Regions from separate parts of the Homo sapiens genome. Here region 2 is linked to region 1. A link is an interaction called in ENCODE POLR2A ChIA-PET data of the cell type or tissue named here. Cell type or tissue: K562. All regions are shown on one strand. Links, peaks and the distances in the headings refer to the core of each region. The heading gives the core; the rest is flanking DNA.

What was found. Peaks named below come from ENCODE experiments on the same cell type or tissue, not always from the same donor. Only the 100,000 strongest peaks of a DNase experiment are listed, where the experiment ranks them.
Region 2: POLR2A ChIA-PET joins it to region 1 with 6 read pairs; 3 of 35 experiments call an interaction of 5 or more read pairs at or near these places.

What each region holds. Positions count from the first base shown.
Region 1 is chr10:73,383,153-73,392,882 of GRCh38, reverse strand. ANXA7 (annexin A7) reads left to right here. Exons shown (of 13, transcript NM_001156.5): 6 at 4,469-4,571; 7 at 5,100-5,194; 8 at 9,193-9,306; 9 at 9,538-9,708. Among named protein-coding and RNA genes, the nearest start is that of ANXA7, 26 kb to the left of the region's middle. In K562, for the core only: no CTCF peak of the experiment used is centred there; no DNase peak of the experiment used is centred there.
Region 2 is chr10:73,512,439-73,522,168 of GRCh38, reverse strand. USP54 (ubiquitin specific peptidase 54) reads left to right here. Exons shown (of 24, transcript NM_001391956.1): 18 at 1,142-1,261; 19 at 2,177-2,372; 20 at 4,422-5,794. Among named protein-coding and RNA genes, the nearest start is that of PPP3CB, 21 kb to the right of the region's middle. In K562, for the core only: no CTCF peak of the experiment used is centred there; DNase peaks (open chromatin) are centred at 4,548 and 4,848.

The DNA.
Region 1 (9,730 bases), core at 3,698-7,697:
ACCCTTTATTTCTTTCTCCTGCCTGATTGCCCTGGCCAGAACTTCCAACACTATGTTGAATAGGAGTGGTGAGAGAGGGCATCCCTGTCTTGTGCCAGTTTTCAAAGGGAATGCTTCCAGTTTTTGCCCATTCAGTATGATATTGGCTGTGGATTTGTCATAAATAGCTCTTATTATTTTGAGATACGTCCCATCAATACCTAATTTATTGAGGGTTTTCAGCATGAAGTGCTGTTAAATTTTGTCAAAGGCCTTTTCTGCATCTATTGAGATAGTCATGTGGTTTTTGTCTTTGGTTCTGTTTATATGCTGGATTACATTTACTGATTTGCATATGTTGAACCAGCCTTGCATCCCAGGGATGAAGCCAACTTGATCGTGATGGATAAGCTTTTTGATGTGCTACTGGATTCGGTTTGCCAGTATTTTATTGAGGATTTTTGCATCGATGTTCATCAGGGATATTGGTCTAAAATTCTCTTTTTTTTGTTGTGTCTCTGCCAGGCTTTGTTATCATGATGATGTTGGCCTTATAAAATGAGTTACTGAGGATTCCGCCTCTTTCTATTGATTGGAATAGTTTCAGAAGGAATGGTACTAACTCCTCTTTGTACCTCTGGTAGAATTCGGCTGTGAATCTGTCTGGTCCTGGACTTTTTTTGGTTGGTAGGCTCTTAATTATTGCCTCAATTTCAGAGCCTGTTATTGGTCTATTCAGGGATTCAACTTCTTCCTGGTTTAGTCTTGGGAGGGTGTATGTGTCCAGGAATTTATCCATCTCTTCTAGATTTTCTAGTTTATTTGCATAGAGGTGTTCATCCTATTCTCTGATGGTAGTTTGTATCTCTGTGGGATCGGTGGTGATATCCCCTTTATCATTTTTTATTGCGTCTATTTAATTCTTCTCTTTTTCCTTTTTTATTAGTCTCATATGCAACTTATTTTATGCAACAATTACCACCTTAAGCTGGAACTAAAACCAGTAGGTAGAAGTTAACAGAATGCAGAGTGTTAGATTTTGGAAGAGCTTTTAGATGGAAGTGAAATAGGCTACCCTGTGAGGGGTGAGCTTCTTGTCACTGAAAGTCCACAGGCAGATTTTGGTTGATGTTGAGTATGGATGTGTCTGTGTGTATCAAGGAAGGTGTAAAAAAAATTTTTGTCTTAGATGGGAAGTTGGGCCAGTTTATCCCTCCTGATTGATCCAGTTCTCTAATTCTGTTATAGTCTTGTTGTTGTTGTTGTTTCATTTGTTTGTTCAATTTTGAGTCAGGGCCTCACTCTGCTGCTCGGGTCAGGCTGGAGTACAGTGGCGTGATCAAAGCTCACTGCAGCCTCGAAATGCTGGGCTCAAGCGATCCTCCTGCATCAGCCTCCTGAGTAACTGGGACTATAGTTGTGCACCAGCATGCCCACCTAATTTTTTAATTTTTGGTAAAGATGAAGGTTTTGCTGTGTTGCCCAGGCTGGTCTTGAACTCCTGGGCTCAAGCGATCCTCCTGCCTCAGCCTCCCAAAATGCTGGAGTTGCAGATGTGAGCCACTGTGCCCAGCTCTATGATAGTTTTTCAGCAAGAAGGTTGGAATCAAATGGGCATTAAAGAAGAATAGCAAAGGTTGGAACTTCTGGTAGCAGATTTTGCTGAGAACTCTCCCCTAGAATTTAACCTCAAGAACACAGATCCTGATTTCTCTCTTTTTTTTTTTTTTTTTAAGAGACAGAGTCTCACTCTGTTGCCAGGCTAGAGTGTGCAGTGGCGCGATCTGGGGTCACTGCAACCTCCGCCTCCCGGGTTCAAGTGATTCTCCTGCCTCAGCCTCCTGAGTAGCTGGGACTACAGGTGCGCACCACCACGCCCAGCATTTTTGTATTTGTAGTAGAGACAGGGTTTCACCATGTTGGCCAGGATGGTCTCAATCTCTTGACCTCGTGATCCACCTGCCTCGACCTCCCGAAGTGCTGGGATTACAGGCATGAGCCACTGTGCCCAGCCCAGATCCTGATTTCTTTGAATTCAGTTTAATGCCTGGAAGATGACAGTATTCTTGAAAATTTACTTCAAACTTAGACTTTCGGCAGAGAATACATCAAAAAAATTTTTCCCTACAGATGAAATATGAAATCAATATATATATATGTGTGTGTGTGTATATATATATTTTTATATATATATATATATATATATATATTTTACAAAAGAGAATCACAGAAAATGAGAATCATCAAATGGTACACAGTGAGGGTTAGTTTATCTATTCCAGTGTATTAGAAACAATGGCTTCTGTCCTATTTAGGATTTTAGTGACAGCGGTTACATCAAAGGAAACTTAGTTTCTTGAGACATGAAGGCTTATAAAATTTTTTTATACTCGACTATTTGCTACAAGTAGAATAATTTTGGCTTTCTATTAAAACCACTATAGGTATATTTGTTAGTTCTCTGCTTACAGCCCTAGCTTGGAAACTAGTAGAGGATGGATGCTAAGGCTTACTGGTAGAAGAAAATGTTGGAGTAAAAATATATATGAGTGGGAGGAGCTATTGACCCATAAAAGTGTTATCTTGAAAAGCTGCTGAAAGATGGGGCTTGTTCTCATCTCCTCAGTTGCTTTGCCCCCACAAATGCTGGTGTACTGCTGTATTCAATGTGTATAACTTTAAATACAGTTTCTGTTGTCTAAAAAGCATTGAATCATCTTTTATTTTGAAATGGTATTGATTGCATGTTTAAATGATAATACTTTGGAGGTATTGGATTAAATAAACTGTGTGTGTGTATATGTGTGTTTTCTGCAGTGAAAACACTTATTTTACAACAGTAATCTTTATTTTAGGTCAACATTCAAACATACAAGAAATGTGTTGTTACAATTAAAATTTTTTTAAAAAGTAGTGGAGCATCATCTTCATCCCATCCCTCTTAAGCCCTGACTTGAACACCCTAAGAAACTTCTTGAATTATTCTGGGCTGGCCGCACACCTGTAATTCCAGCACTTTGGGAGGCCAAGGCAGGGGGATCACTTGAGGCCAAGAATTCGATACCAGCCTGGGCAACATAGCAAGACCCCCGTCTCTACAAAAGTAAGAAATTAGCTGGGCATGGTGGCACATGGCTGTAGTGCTAGCTACTCAGGAGGCTGAGGCAGGAGGATTGCTTGGGCTCAGGAATTCAAGGTTACTGTGAGCTATGTTTGTGCCACTGCACTCCAGCCTGAACAACAGAGTGAGAGCCTATCTCTAAAAAATAAAAAATTGGGGGAAACTATTGAATTATTTCATAGCTTTGTATTTTAAATTGTTTTATCTTTTAATTTTGACATAATTTTAGACTTGCAAAATAGTACAAATAATTTGTATATACCCTTTACTCAGATTCTCCAAATGTTAACTTCCTACATAAACACAATGCAATGATCAAAATCAGGAAATAACATCGATATAGTACTGTTACCCAACCTACAGACCTTATTTCAGTTTCACCAGTTGTCTCAATGATGTCCTTTTTCTGGTTCAGGATCAAATCCAGAATGCAATGTTGTATTTATTGTCATGTCTCTTAAGTCTCCTTTAATCTGAAATAGTTCCTCAGTCTTTGTTGTTCATGCCCTTGATGCTTTTGAAGAACACTGTCAGTTATTTTATAAAATATTTCTTAATTTGGGTTTGTCTGATATTTTCTCATGGTTAAATCCAGGTCATGCCTTTTTGGCAAGAGTACCACAGAAATGATTTTGTGCCCCCAGTGCATCATATCAGGAGACACTTATTATTGACTTATTCCATTACTGGTGATAATTAATTTTGATCATTTAAGTTGGTGCCTGCAAGGTTTCTCTGCTATAATGTTATAGGTTATACAAATATCCTGTTTCTTTATACTTTTGCCACCTAATTTTAGCACCCACTGTTGATTCTTGCCTGAAACAGTTACTACCATAGTATTTGCTAAATGGCAATTTTTAATTTTCATATAGATTTATTTCATGTATAATAATCAGGGTCCATATAGGAAATTAAGAGAGATTACTAAAATTATATTGCTGGTTTGAAATCTCACTGGGCATTCATGTGCTACTTCACTAAAGCCATTTTATATTCTTCTGTTTTTAAATCAAACATTGTCGCTCATCTCACACCATTCAGGGATCAGTCTTCTTTTTTCTTCCTATTCTACCAAAAAGGAAACTATAGTAAGATTGTGACTTTAATTTCACAAGTTTGGCCATCTTGTCTCCTGGAAGTTTGGTGTCTGGCTATCTGTTGGCAGGAGAAAAATCTGTCCTGAAGGGGGATAGGTCTTTCCTGTCTGTTCCATAATGAGCTCTGGTAATAAAATGCTCATATCCTTGCCTTAAAACCCAAACATTGGCCTTCTTACTTAAGATTGATGTCTGGGGAAGTCTTTAAGTTTCCTCATTAGAAACTTACTGGAAATGCTGACACGGATTTTATGCCTTTTATTTTCAGCCTGCCACAGTGACTCAGGTCACTCAAGGAACTATCCGACCAGCTGCCAACTTCGATGCTATAAGAGATGCAGAAATTCTTCGTAAGGCAATGAAGGGTTTTGGTAAGGAAAACAAATTTTTGTCTTTTTTAATAAGTTAAAGTAATCAGTTCTAAAGTAAAAATAAACCTTATCTCATAAACCCAAGTTTATGTGTCAGCCTGGGTGCGCATACCTGGATTTAATCTGATGTCTAGTGCCTTGTAAGCATTCTAAGAGATGACCTCAGGCTGGGTGTGGTGGCTTACACCTGTAGTCCCAGCACTTTAGGAGGCCGAGGTGGGCAGATCACCTGAGTTCAAGACCAGCCTGGCCAACATGGCGAAACTCCATCTGTACTAAAAATAAAAAGTAAAATAGTTGGGCATGGTGATGCATGCCTGTAATCCCAGCTTCACGGGAAGCTGAGGCAGGAGAATTGCTTGAACCTGGGAGGTGGAGATTGCAGTCAGCCTAGATCACACCATTGCACTTGCACCCCCAGTCTGGGTGACAAACTCCGTCTCAAAAAAAAAAAAAAAAAAAAAAGATGACCTCAAGCAGCACCTAGCATGTACTTTGTCCTTACTTAAACATGTGTGGTTCTTCCAGGGACAGATGAGCAGGCAATTGTGGATGTGGTGGCCAACCGTTCCAATGATCAGAGGCAAAAAATTAAAGCAGCATTTAAGACCTCCTATGGCAAGGTATGTTTTTCTTTCCTGGAATGAGCACCAGCAGTGGCTGGTAGACTCTGCATTCATGTCAGATTGGATACTATATTTTGATTAGTACCTGTGGTGCAAAAGAGGGACAACTAGACTTTAGAGACCTCAAGGGTACTGTATTCCCTATTTCTGTTTTTTGTTTTGTTTTGTTTTGAGATGAAGTCTCGCACCAACATCCAGGCTGGAGTGCAATGGTGCGATCTCAGCTCACTGCCGTCTTTGCTTCCCGAGTTCAAGCAATTCTCCTGCCTCAGCCTCCTGAGTAGCTGGGACTACAGGTGCACAGCATCATGCCTGGCTAATTTTTGTATTTTTAGTAGAGACAGAGTTTCACCATGTTGGCCAGGCTGGTCTCTAACTCCTGACCTCAAGTGATCCGCCTGCCTCAGCCTCCCAAAGTGCTGGGATTACAGGCGTGAGCCACCATGCCTGGCCTATTTCTCTTAAAAGGCTTTTTCATTCTAGAGTAGTCCTTGATCTCATAATCATACCTTACCCCAGTCACATATGTGATAGACATTCAGTAGAAAGTAGATCACAACTACAATCATGATCAAGAGGATGGTTCTCAGTCTTCTGCCTGTTACAGTGGGATTCAAGGCTTATTACATAGCCCTTGTTTATTCTTGGTCCTGGGCATCGCCTTCTGCTTCTCTCCCTTTCTCTAAACGTGTCCTATGTTAAAATTATATGGACTGAGCGTGGTGGCTTACGCCTGTAATCCCAGCACTTTGGGAGGCCAAAGCAGGAGAATTTCTTGAGGCCAGGAGTTCAGGACCAGCCTGGGCAACATAGGGAGACTTCATTTCCAACAACGATGACAACAAATTATATTAGCTGGGCGTGGTGGCGTGTGTCCATAGTCCCAGCTGCTTGGGAGGCTGAGGTAGAAAGATTGCTTGAGCCCAGGAAGTCAGGCTGTTAGTGAGCTGTGATTGTGTTACTGCACTGTAGCCTAGGTGACAGAACAAGACGCTGTCTCAAAAAAAAATAATATGGAAATGCTTGCCATTCTCTGTACACGCCATGATCTTTTATGCTTCTGTGTTGTGTACATGCCATTCTCCTGGCCTTGAATACCTTTTCTTTTTTTCATGGCAAACTTCTTTAAGATTTGGCTTAAATATCAGCTACTCTGAAGTTTCTTTCATTAGTCTGGACAGAATTTAGCTGCTTCTTAATACTGTAGTCCCATAGCACTTTGTAAAACCTCTGTTATTACTAATCTCACGGCCCACCCCCAAAAACTGAGCTCCCATAGGACAAACCATGGTCATAGTCATCTTTGTATTACAGTACCAAGTATATAATGGCAAGTAGCCACTTAGTACTTGTTGAATGGATGATCAGTTTCTAAATCCAACAAGATTCTATGGCTAAAAAATGCCATTGTTCCTCAGATGTAATGGGAAAACATGGATAGCACTGCTTTGCTTTTTTTTTTTTTTTTTTTACTTTTTTTTGAGACAGAGTCTCAAAAGGCTGGAGTGCAGTGGCATGATCTCCGCTCACTGCAGCCTCCACTTTCCAGGCAAGAGCGATTTTCGTGCCTCAGCCTCTCGAGTAGCTGGAATTATAGGTGTCTGCCACCACACCCAGCTAATTTTTGTACTTTTAGTAGAGACGGGATTTTGCCATGTTAGCAAGTGTGGTCTCAAACTCTTGGCCTCATGTGATCTGCCTGCCTTGGCCTCCCAAAGTGCTGGGATTACAGGCATGAGCCACCACGCCTGACCTGCTTTGCCATTTAGATAGGAATCCTAAAAATATCCTAATGTTCTCTGCATCTAGTTTATATTTCTCAGAATGGGGTAGTGGTCCATTGATTGGTCCCACCTTGCTTATTCTATTTTGCCTTTCCCTGTCTGCCCAGCCCAGTGACTGATTATGCAACACAAACCCTAGATCTCCTTAAGCTTCAACATCAGACTCACTATTCTCACAAAGATATTTTCCATGTTATGAATTTTTTATCTAGTCTGCACAATGCTGTCTCAAGTTTTTTTATATATTGCTTTAGAATTAAAACTAACAATCTAATTTCCGTACCACTAGCCACCTCTTTTCTTAACTTCCTAATTAGTAAAACACTGTTTTTCTAGCCTGCTATAGTCATCTTTGAGTCCATGTTTTTCTTTTATCATAGGGAGTATTCTGTATGCTTTGTCCTAGCAGTTGGTTATTTACTAGTTTTTATTGATCTAATCTATAAAATGGCCCTTTAAAATGTTTCTTTTGTCTACTTTGTTCCTTCTCATTTCCATTGTTACCATTCAAGTCCAAGACTTTATTACCTCTTAACTAAATATTCCAGTAGCCTAAATGTTTTCATCTATAGCTTCTTTGTCACCATCATCCATTCTGAATATTGTTGCTACATCAGTGCCATTTTCTTGCATGAAAAGTTTCCAGTGGTTCCTCCCAGCAAACAGAATCAAGTCCATATTCTTTAGCTTGGCATTCAGTGTAATAATCCAAGATTTAGTTACAACTTTGTTTTAACTCATCTATTATGAAAACCTTCCTCTGTAGCAAAACCGGTTGTCTTATTGTTCCATTGAACAAGCTTTGCTCATTCTTGGCTCTATACGAGTAATTCTCAACCTTAACTGAACATCGTAATTTCCTTTAAAACTTAAAAATACACAGAATCTCTGAGTCTTAGTCCTGGACATCAATGTTTTTCTTTTTTTTTTTAAAGCTCCACAATGAATGTAATGAAGAGTCAAGGCTGGGAACCCCTTCTCTGTTCCTTGGTGGTGTTCCTTCTTACCTGAAATACCTTTCTCCTTCGTCTTTGCATGCTAATTTTTACATTTTTCTCTGAGCTCTCCAGCTGACTTTGAACTTTTTCTGTTTCAACTTTCTCTATTACTTATTTCTATGCTACTTACCCAGTGCTAGAGTACAGGTTACCTTACATTATTTTTTTTTTAGATGTGTATCTTTCCAAATAAGAACAATATCGGCTGGGCACAGTGGTTCATGTGTGTAATGCCAGCACTTCGGGAGGCCAAGGCGGGTGTATCACTTGGGGTCAGGCATTCAAGACCAGCCTGGCCAACATGTGAAACCCCATCTCTACTAAAAATACAAAAATTAGCCTGGCGTGGTGGGATGTGCCTGTAGTCCCAGCTACTCAGGGGGCTGAGGAAGGAGAAGCGCTTGAACCCAGGAGGCAGAGGTTGCAGTTAGCCGAGATCACACCACTGCATTCCAGCCTGGGCCACAGAGCGAGACTCTGTCTCAAAAAAAATAACAACAAAAAACAAATAAGAACAAGATGATAATGGTTTCTACTTCCTCATAGAACCAAGAACAGTTCCTTTTACTAAGTAAATATCTGTTTATCATTTTGTCAGTTTGAATAATTCTTTGTTTCATATATCCCTTGTTTTTGTACCTGGTAGAGTGGAATAAGATTTTATTAAATGTTTATTGATAGAATGAATAAAATAGATCTGCTTGAGTGTAATAAATGTGTAAGTGTAACAGACTTTAAATTTATTTACTTCTTTTTTATTTCTATTTATTTATTTTTTTTTTTGAGACGGAGTCTTGCTCTGTCGCCCAGGCTGGAGTGCAGTGGTGCGATCTCAGCTCACTGCAAGCTCTGCCTCCCAGGTTCACGCTGTTCTCTTGTGTCAGCCTCCCGAGGACCTGGGACTACAGGTGCCTGCCACCACTCCCGGTTAATTTTTTGTGTTTTTAGTAGAGACAGGGTTTCACCGTGTTAACCAGGATGGTCTTGATCTCCTGACCTCATGATCCTCCTGCCTTGACCTCCCAAAGTGCTGGGATTACAGGCATGAGCCACCGCGCCTGGCCTTTATTTACTTCTTAGTATATTAACATTCAGCTTTCAAATTTAGGTTTTTATAAAGCAATTCCATTTCTTTTTTTGTATTTTCCTTAAAAGATTTAAGTGACAAAATTTGGAGAACACATATACTTAGCTTGTATTTGTGATTAAATAGGATTTAATCAAAGATCTCAAATCAGAGTTAAGTGGAAATATGGAAGAACTGATCCTGGCCCTCTTCATGCCTCCTACGTATTACGATGCCTGGAGCTTACGGAAAGCAATGCAGGTACTACTATATGTCATTTATTATGAATATTTTGTCCTATTTCATATGTAAAACCGTACAAATTATGACAGTTCTGAATTTACAGTGGTAATTAAAGCAATTCTTTATTTCACATCATCCATCTGAATATATAGTTTTTAGTTCTACAGAACAAAGAAATATTTGACGAAGATTTAATTACTTGCAGAAATTTCATTTTTCTTTGTATAATCTTCCCTTCATTTCATGTAGGGAGCAGGAACTCAGGAACGTGTATTGATTGAGATTTTGTGCACAAGAACAAATCAGGAAATCCGAGAAATTGTCAGATGTTATCAGTCAGAATTTGGACGAGACCTTGAAAAGGACATTAGGTCAGATACATCAGGACATTTTGAACGTTTACTTGTGTCCATGTGCCAGGTGAGTATAGTATGAATGCTTG
Region 2 (9,730 bases), core at 2,409-6,408, 130 kb before region 1:
CTGTTTCCATTGTCTTCCCATTGCTCTCAAAAAGTCATGATGAATTAGGAAGTGAATGTTAGGGATGTGGAAGAGCCTTTCTTACCATGTCCTGCTGGAGGTAAGTGGAGGATGAGGGACATTATGGGAGAAGTGACTCAGACATTTTTTTTTCCCTGCAACCTTGTGAAGGCTCACTGGCAATCCCATTTGTAGGTGAAATTACATTACAGCTTGCTGCCAATGTATGATTATGAGTAAGTAGAGGGCAAGGGATACATAAACATGAGAGTTCTTTTACAAAAATTTTTCTGCCTGTACTTCCTAGCCTTTTCATCCGGTATTGTTTTTAGACTCTTCTGCACCTGCTTTGGCACACATTCACTTTGAGAGGAGGATGGAATATTCCCTGCTTGCTGTATGGGAAGGTGACTTCTTTGGGGGTAGTTTTGGTGAGGAATAGCATGATGAAAGTAAATACTTAGCAACGCTTATGACAAGTATGTATATGCAAACCAGGAATGAAGGCAGTTCAACTGCCCTGGCAGATACATTGGATTAGGAAGTGTAGACCATCTGTGACCAAGAAGTGCACTGATTTTCCAGTTTAGGGTGGTGCATAGAGGACTGTGAATTGGTGAAGTAAATAAGTGGTATGAATGGCTGTCCACAGAATAATGAAGCTACCTTTGCCATAACATAGCAGTGAACGTCTTAGTTGACATCTAGGGTGTTCTGACACTAGTTGGCAAGAATTGCACTGGGAAAGAGCAGTTCAATTCCGGGCATAAGAACCTAACCTTCTGCTATTACTTTGTTCTTTCCTTGAGGGACTTCCTCCGCTCGCACTGTCATATAAGTACCGCGCGCTAACCGATTGCACCACTGGAGCTCCTTCCTTGAGGGACTTCCTAAGGGTCTTGGTGTTAGAATATGTGGCCATTAATGGCATGCCTCTCTTTCATGGCCTTGGTAACATCTTGGTTAAGGCAAAATGGATGTCCTGCTTGTTTTCAGATAATTCTTAATAGGAATAGACAGTTGGAATAAGGGTAGACCAGTGGCTCAGCAGCAAGGATCTCTGTGTACTGAAGGGAAACAACAGTACACAGGAAAATTTGGAATGAATTGTAATGAAAATGAAAAGTGCTGGCCCTTTCAGGGAGGAGTGACGGCTTTGAGAGGTCCCTGCAAGAGGCAGAGTCAGTGTTTGAAGAGTCACTACATCTGGAACAGAAAGGAGACTGTGCTGCAGCTTTGGCTCTCTGTAATGAAGCTATCTGTAAGTAACTCTAACTGCTATGGCTGTGGCACTTTTGACTAACTTCACAATAGGTATTATTAGTGTTGTCACTCAGACAGGATAAAAACAGTTTTTGTGTCTCCTCACTCTTGCTCTCCCAAACTGAGTCGCGTTAGCTGTTTTTGCCCTTTGATTTCTAAGTGTACCTGGCACTGGCACTGTGGCCTATGGATATTTACCAGAATAACCTCAGCAAGGAATCCATAGATGATTTCTCCAGTCATGCCTACCTTCTTATTTCAGGATAAAGTTAGACCTCAGATGTGAAATTAGTCTGCTCTTTTGCTAGTCACTGGCTAGTGGGTTGGAGCTTATAGAAGGAAAACTGAATAAATTGGCTATGACTTCCCAGGCCTGTGACTTTTTAATTCAGTATTTGATTCTTTCTGATTCTCCCCTACCTTCATAGTATGCAGCACCATAAACTTACAGCAAGAGACTAAGGCTTAGAATTGGTATCAGCTTCTTGTATGTGACCCACAAGAAGCTGTGGTCTATAAAGACAGATGCAGGTTTGGATCTTATTTCTGCTGTTGGCCATTGGGAAGAGAGGGGTGAGAGTAGAGTGTGGAGACCAGAGTCAGACAGGTCAGATGCAAAGGACAAGAGTGGCAATCTCTAAGATGGAGGCACTGGTTTATCTTCTTGATTTATTTTAGTTTTGTTTTTTTAATTTGGATTAACCTGTTTGGCCTCCATGGCTTCCATCAATGTTCCTTATAGCCAGAGGCAGCTGTGTGCCCTGGACAGCATATGCATGGTCCATGCCTTGCGTTCCTGCTACATATTTTGAGTTTTACTGCATATCTTTGCTCATTTTTTTTCAATTTTATTCTTTTTATTTTTATTTGTGTTTTGTGTTCTGTTTCTGCTATATTTTCTTTTGCATTTTAGCTAAACTAAGACTTGCCCTGCATGGTGCCAGCTGTAGCACGCACAGCAGAGCCCTAGTCGATAAGAAGTTGCAAATCAGTATTCGAAAAGCACGGAGCCTGCAGGATCGCATGCAGCAGCAGCAATCACCACAGCAGCCGTCGCAGCCCTCAGCCTGCCTCCCAACACAGGCGGGGACTCTCTCTCAGCCAACAAGGTAGTGCTTGGGAACCATGTTAGTTTATGAATGCCAGGGGAAGAAATGACCATGAGTATTCTGTAGCAAGAGCTCTCATTGTCTTGGCGACTGAAGGGGAGAGAGGAGTCCTCTGAAAAGATTTTCTTCTTTCAGGTCAGACATACAGTGAAAAGCTCATTGTACTGCTGGTCCTTATCTTAATAATTCCTAGGATGCAAAAAGTACAGCATAATAAGACCATTTGTCCACATTTCCCATGGGTAACTTTAGCCCTGGACTTGTGTAATAACGCGATTATTATATTTGTATATATTATGTTCTTAGACATGGCAATCCAGGCTACATTTCATGTTGTAGTAGCTACCATGTGATTTATTTTGGGATTTCAGTGCTTCCTATCCTTATGGAAGCAGAGAAAGCAGTCTTTCTTGCTCTGATTGCACCATAGAGAAGAGACACAAAGATTCCCTTTGCTTTGCTTCTTTATGGTCAGGACTAGGAAAGAAGTTCCAGTAGTCATTGTTGTAGTTCTCACATCTTAGCCCTGGAATTTGGCTTTTACTTAGAATAGATGAATTTAAATAAACATTAATTTGGACCGTTAATAATTCTGAGTAGTTTTCAAAATATAAATTAGTAAAAGCAGTTAACATTTTTTTTTTTTTTTTTTTTTTGGAGACAGGATCTTGCTTTTTCACCCAGGCTGGAGTGCAGTGGCACGATCACAGCTTACTGCAGCCTCAACCTCCTGGGTTCAATGTTCAAAAGGCAAATGTTCAAAAATAGTTAACTGCTAGGCATGGTAGCTCACGCCTGTAATCCCAGAATTTTGGGAGGCCGAGGAGGGCAGATTATTTGAGTCAAGGAGTTTGAGACCAGCCTGGGCAACACGGTAAAACCCTGTCTCTACAAAAAACACAAAAAATTTAGCTGGGCATGGTGGTGCATACCTGTGGTCCCAGCTACTTAGGAGGCTTGGGTGGAAGAATCGGTTAGCCCGGCAGGTCAAGGCTGCAGTGAGCCGTGATGGCACTGCCACACTCCAGCCTGGGTGACAGAGCAAGACCTTGTCTCAAAAAAAAAAAAAAAAAAAAAATTGCAGGTCTATTTGATGCTAAAGCACATGTCCTTAACCATTATGTAATATTGCCTTGTATGATTGGGCTTCCCATATTAGTAAATCATATTCTCCATAATGTTATAAGGGTGACTGGGTGACTATATCCTCAAAAGTTGATAGTATATTTTCATTCAAATTTAGGGGCTTGTTTTGAATATAAGCAATTTAGATAGGTAAACCGTTTCCAGAAAACGTATACATCCTGATGTATGTGAGTGATCGAGGCTTTATTTAAGTCCTTGTAACATTAAGTTTTTAAAGTCAGAAATACAAAACAATTAGTGAGAAACCAACTAAATACAGTTAATCCCTACTCCTACTCCTAAATCTCAAGAGAGTCATATTGCTTTGGGGAAACATCTCAGTGACTAATAGAACAAAATCCAGATTATAAAAACATATTTGAAATGGTTAATTTCTGTGTATTCCCATGAGCCCAAATCACCCTGTATTTTGTAAATGTGGCCTCATAGTTCCTTTGGCCGGGCTGCCTCTCAGGACCCCAGGTAGGACTTGCCTCCCTGTATAGCATCCTGGATTTTTGCTGTTTGGTATGAGTGATTTTCAGGCTTTGCTTACCTTCCATGTCATCTGCATGTGAGACTAGCTGATTTTGTTTCCTAATTTGCAAGTAGAATGTGATTGGAATGCGACTTCACAGGTAGTGAAGAATATTGGCAAGGGCTCCACTTAATGTTACTGTGCAACTTTGGTGAGGGTGTTTAATAAAGAGGATTAACGTTACCTATTTACCTGAGTGTGAGCTGACCATGTGCCTTTTCTTTTGTGATCCTCTGAACTACTGACTCTACTTGTGCTTGTCTTTCTGTTTATTTTTACCATTCCCTGTGTGAATAGCTAGAAATGGGAATGGAATGTTGAGTTCTTTCTGTAAGTGTTCCTGTCAGTCAAGGCAGCTTATGACTAGCTCTCTCCATTTGTTTCAGTGAACAGCCTATCCCGCTCCAAGTATTGTTAAGCCAAGAGGCCCAACTGGAATCCGGCATGGATACAGAGTTTGGGGCCAGTTCTTTCTTCCATTCACCTGCTTCCTGCCATGAGTCACACTCATCACTATCTCCAGAGTCATCTGCCCCACAGCACAGCTCCCCCAGTAGATCTGCCTTGAAGCTTCTGACTTCGGTTGAAGTAGACAACATTGAACCCTCTGCATTCCACAGGCAAGGTTTACCTAAAGCACCAGGGTGGACTGAGAAGAATTCTCATCATAGTTGGGAGCCATTGGATGCCCCAGAGGGTAAGCTGCAAGGCTCTAGGTGTGACAACAGCAGTTGCAGCAAGCTCCCTCCACAAGAAGGAAGAGGCATTGCTCAAGAACAGCTGTTCCAAGAAAAGAAGGATCCTGCTAACCCCTCCCCGGTGATGCCTGGAATAGCCACCTCTGAGAGGGGTGATGAACACAGCCTAGGCTGTAGTCCTTCAAATTCATCAGCTCAGCCCAGCCTTCCCCTGTATAGAACCTGCCACCCCATAATGCCTGTTGCTTCTTCATTTGTGCTTCACTGTCCTGATCCTGTGCAGAAAACTAACCAATGCCTCCAAGGCCAAAGCCTCAAAACTTCATTGACTTTAAAAGTGGACAGAGGCAGTGAGGAGACCTATAGGCCAGAGTTTCCCAGCACAAAGGGGCTTGTCCGTTCTCTGGCTGAGCAGTTCCAGAGGATGCAGGGTGTCTCCATGAGGGATAGTACAGGTTTCAAGGATAGAAGTTTGTCAGGTAGTCTAAGGAAGAACTCTTCCCCTTCTGATTCTAAGCCTCCTTTCTCACAGGGTCAAGAGAAAGGCCACTGGCCATGGGCAAAGCAACAATCCTCTCTGGAGGGTGGGGATAGACCACTTTCCTGGGAAGAGTCCACTGAACATTCTTCTCTTGCCTTAAACTCTGGGCTGCCTAATGGTGAAACTTCTAGCGGAGGACAGCCCAGGTTGGCAGAGCCAGACATATACCAAGAGAAGCTGTCCCAAGTGAGAGATGTTAGGTCTAAGGATCTGGGCAGCAGTACTGACTTGGGGACTTCCTTGCCTTTGGATTCCTGGGTGAATATCACAAGGTTCTGTGATTCTCAGCTTAAGCATGGGGCACCTAGGCCAGGAATGAAGTCCTCCCCTCATGATTCCCATACGTGTGTAACCTATCCAGAGAGAAATCACATCCTTTTGCATCCACATTGGAACCAAGACACAGAGCAGGAGACCTCAGAATTGGAGTCTCTGTATCAGGCCAGTCTTCAGGCTTCTCAAGCTGGCTGTTCTGGATGGGGGCAGCAGGATACCGCCTGGCACCCACTTAGCCAAACAGGTAAGAATGCAACCAGGGGTTGGGGGGAGGGGGGAGGATCATATAAAAGCTGAAAGCAGGGAAAGATCAGAAGGGAGTGTTCTATACAGATACTATCCCCAGCTTAGTAGGAGGTAATAGAACTTTTGACTTTACTCAGAAAGCCTTCAGGACAAGACCTAGACATTTTTCTGGCTAGAGTGGAGGAAGGGGCAGAATTACCACTCATAGGCAACTTCCCTCCTTCTAAAGTAAGAGATTACTAAGTATTTGCCCATGGCTTCTCCAGTATGCTGTGCTAAAGAATGGTTCAGGGCCGGGCACGGTGGCTCACTCCTGTAATCCCAGCACTTTGGGAGGTCGAGGCGGGCAGATCACAAGGTCAGGAGATCGAGACCATCCTGGCCAACATAGTGAAACCCCTTCTCTACTAAAAATACAGAAAATTAGCCGGGCGTGGTGGTACTTGCCTGTAGTCCCAGCTACTCGGGAGGCTGAGGCAGGGAAATCACTTGAATTCGGGAGGCAGAGGTTACAGTGAGCTGAGATCGCACCACTGCACTCCAACCTGGGTAACAGAATGAGACTCCGTTTCAAAAAAAAAAAAAAAAAAAGAATGGTTCATAGGTGTTTGAGAGTGATTCAGCATGACAGCATGAAATGGAGGGAGGCTGAGAGGAAAATATATTCTTCTATGGCTTAGAATCCCAAGATTCAGCCTCCAGGTCTGCTTTGCAGTAGGATGTCCATATGCTCAGTGTGGACATTTCCAGATCATACTGAACCAGCAATATCAAGACCTTCCTGATCCCTTTAGGAAAAGTCAAGTTTGGTGTTCAAGGAATTTTTAATGTACTATATGCCTACAGGGTAGCCACTGACTGAGATAATACAGAGTGAAGAGTAGAGCCTGCACCTGAAGTGCACATCATAGTCAGTTCTGGAAATTGAAGACATGAAGAATGTTTGTAACTTACATTGATGCACTTAACTCCAAAGCCTGAACTATTTTCCTGATTCCAACATTAACTCTCAGTATAAATTTGGACAAGTCACTTAATATCCCAGGGCCAAGGTTTTACCTGTAAAATGAGAGAACTGGCTTTTTTTTTAAAAAAAGATATGTTCTAACTCTAAAATGGCATGTATGATTCTGTGAAATTGAACTTGGAGAACTTTTCCTTAGCTTGGCTGTGACAGTTTCTGTAATGGTGCAGGTTCCTTGCATGCTGACAACCAACATATAATTACAGTTGAGTAAGTGTTTATTGAGTACTTACTGTGTTCTCCAGAGCCTTTGAGGGGAATACCACATAAATATAAGATTTGATTTTTTATTCATTTTTTTTTTTTTCTGAGAAGAGTTGCACTCCTGTTGCCCAGGCTGGAGTGCAATGGCGTGATCTCAGCTCACTGCAACCTCCGCCTCCCGGGTTCAAGTGATTCTCCTGCCTCAGCCTCCCAAGTAGCTGAGATTACAGGCGTCCACCACCACACCTGGCTAACTCTTGTATTTTTAGTAGAGACAGGGTTTCACCACGTTGGCCAGGCTGGTCTTGAACTCCTGACCTCAGGTGATCCCCCCGCCTCAGCCTCCCAAAGTGCTGGGATTAAAGGTGTGAGCCACCGTGCCTGTCCTAAGACTTGATATTAAGATACATTTCTGAGGATCCGTATCCTAATGTAGATTTTACAATAACATTTACTAAGGTGGTCTTTGATAGGACTGGTTGATATGGGAAGAATCTAAAGAATAAGGGAAAGCTGGAGTCTGCCTCAGTGAGCTTTCTATCTAAGGAAGCAAGAATACACAAATAATTTTTTTTTTTTTTTGAGACAGAGTCTCGCTCTGTTGCCCAGGCTGGAGTGCAGTGACGTGATCTCAGCTCACTGCAACCTCTGCCTCCTGGGTTCAGGCCACTTCTCCTGCCTCAGCCTCCCGAGTAGCTGGGATTACAGGTGTGTGCCACCACGCCCAGCTAATTTTTATATTTTTAGTAGAGATGGGGTTCACCATGTTGGCCAGGCTCATCTCGAAGCCCTAACCTCAAGTGATCCACTCGCCTTGGCCTCCCAAAGTGCAGGGATTATACACGTGAGCCACCGTGCCAGGCCACAAGTAATTATTTTAAGAATAATAAGGCCAGGCATGGTGGCTCATGCCTGTAATCCCAGCACTTGGGAGGCGGAGGTGGGCGGATCATGAGGTCAGGAGATTGAGACCATCCTGGCTAACATGATGAAACCCCGTCTCTACTAAAAATACACACAAAAAAATTAGCTGGGCACGGTGGCCCACACCTGTGATCCCAGCATTTTGGGAGGCCGAGGCAGGTGGATCACCCAAGGTCAGGAGTTCAAGACCAGCCTGGCCAACATGGTGAGACCCTGTCTCTATTATAAATACAAAAAATTAGCTGGGCATGGTGGCGGGCACCTGTAATCCCAGCTATTTGGGGGGCTGATGGCAGGAGAATTGCTTGAACCCAGGAGGTGGAGGTTGCAGTGAACTGAGATTGTGCCACTGCATTCTAACCTGGGCGACAGACCAAGACTCTATCTCAAAACCAAAAACAAAAAAAAATTTGTATTACCCAAAATAGCAACATTTTTCATTGCAGGTAGTTTGAAAATACATAAAGTATCAAAAATCACTGATAATCTCACTCTTAATGTTTTCATAAGCTTACCTTTGGTTTTCATTTTTATACACATGTACTATATAGTTTTGTTTTTGCAAAAAGCAGTATCCTTTACACTATATGTATACAGTTTAGTATCATGACTTTCTCATGTTATATCTGTGAGCATTTGCTGTAAAAACTACCTTTAATGGTTATAAAGTGTTTCATATGAATGTACTGTAATTTATTTCTTCAACCATCCTACTATTGTTGAATATTTAGGTTACTTACAATTTTTTTTTTTTTTTTGAGGCAGTCTCGCTCTGTCATCCAGGCTGGAGTACAGTTGCACAACCTTGGCTCACTGCAACCTCCGCCTCCCGGGTTCAAGCAATTCTTCTGCCTCAGCCTCCCGAGTAGCTGGAACCATAGGCGTGTGCCACCAAGCCTGGCTAATTTTTTGTATTTTTAGTAGAGAAGGGGTTTCACCATGTTGGCCAGGCTGGTCTCGAACTCCTGGCCTCAAGTAATCCGCCTGCGTCAGCCTCCCAAAGTGCTGGGACTATAAAGTGAGAAGTGACTATAAGGTGAGCCACCGCTCCTGGCTTACTTGTAATTTTTAATAACATAGTACTGTGTTGAATATCTTTGCACTTAAGTGGTCACGTTTCTCATGAGCTCCTTAGAATAACCTTTTAGAAGACTAATAACTAGTTGAATGTTATAAACTTTTTTTTTTTCATTTTTGAGACAGGGTCTCATGTTGTTGTCTTGGCTGGAGTGCAGTGACATGATCACAGCTCACTGTAGCCTTGACCTTCTTGGCTCAAGAGATCCTCCCACCTCAGCCCCTTGAGTAGTTGGGACTACAGGCATGCACTACCATACCTGACTAATTTGAATGTTATAAACTTAAAAAAAATATTGATACATACTGGCCAGTTAGCTTTGAAGAAGACTATACTTCTGAAAACAGTATGAAAGAGTACTTACTGACCATTAATTTTTTTGTCTAGTAGTGTAAAGAAACAAATTTTTAAAAATCTATCTAGTAGTCAATCTATTCTCAATATATTTATCAAATCAAGCGGAGCATGATGACTCATGCCTGTAACCCCAGCTACTTGGGAGACTGAGGCAGGAAAATCACTTGAGGCCAGGAGCTTCAGGCTGTAGTGTGCTATGAGCACATGCCTGTGAACAGCCACTCTCCTCCAGCCTGGGCAACACAGTGAGACCCTATCTCTTAAAAAAAAAAAGTAAAATCAAACTAGTCTTTATTTTTGTTAGAGTCCTTGGTTTAAAAACTGAGTCCTTAAGAAGTGACATGACA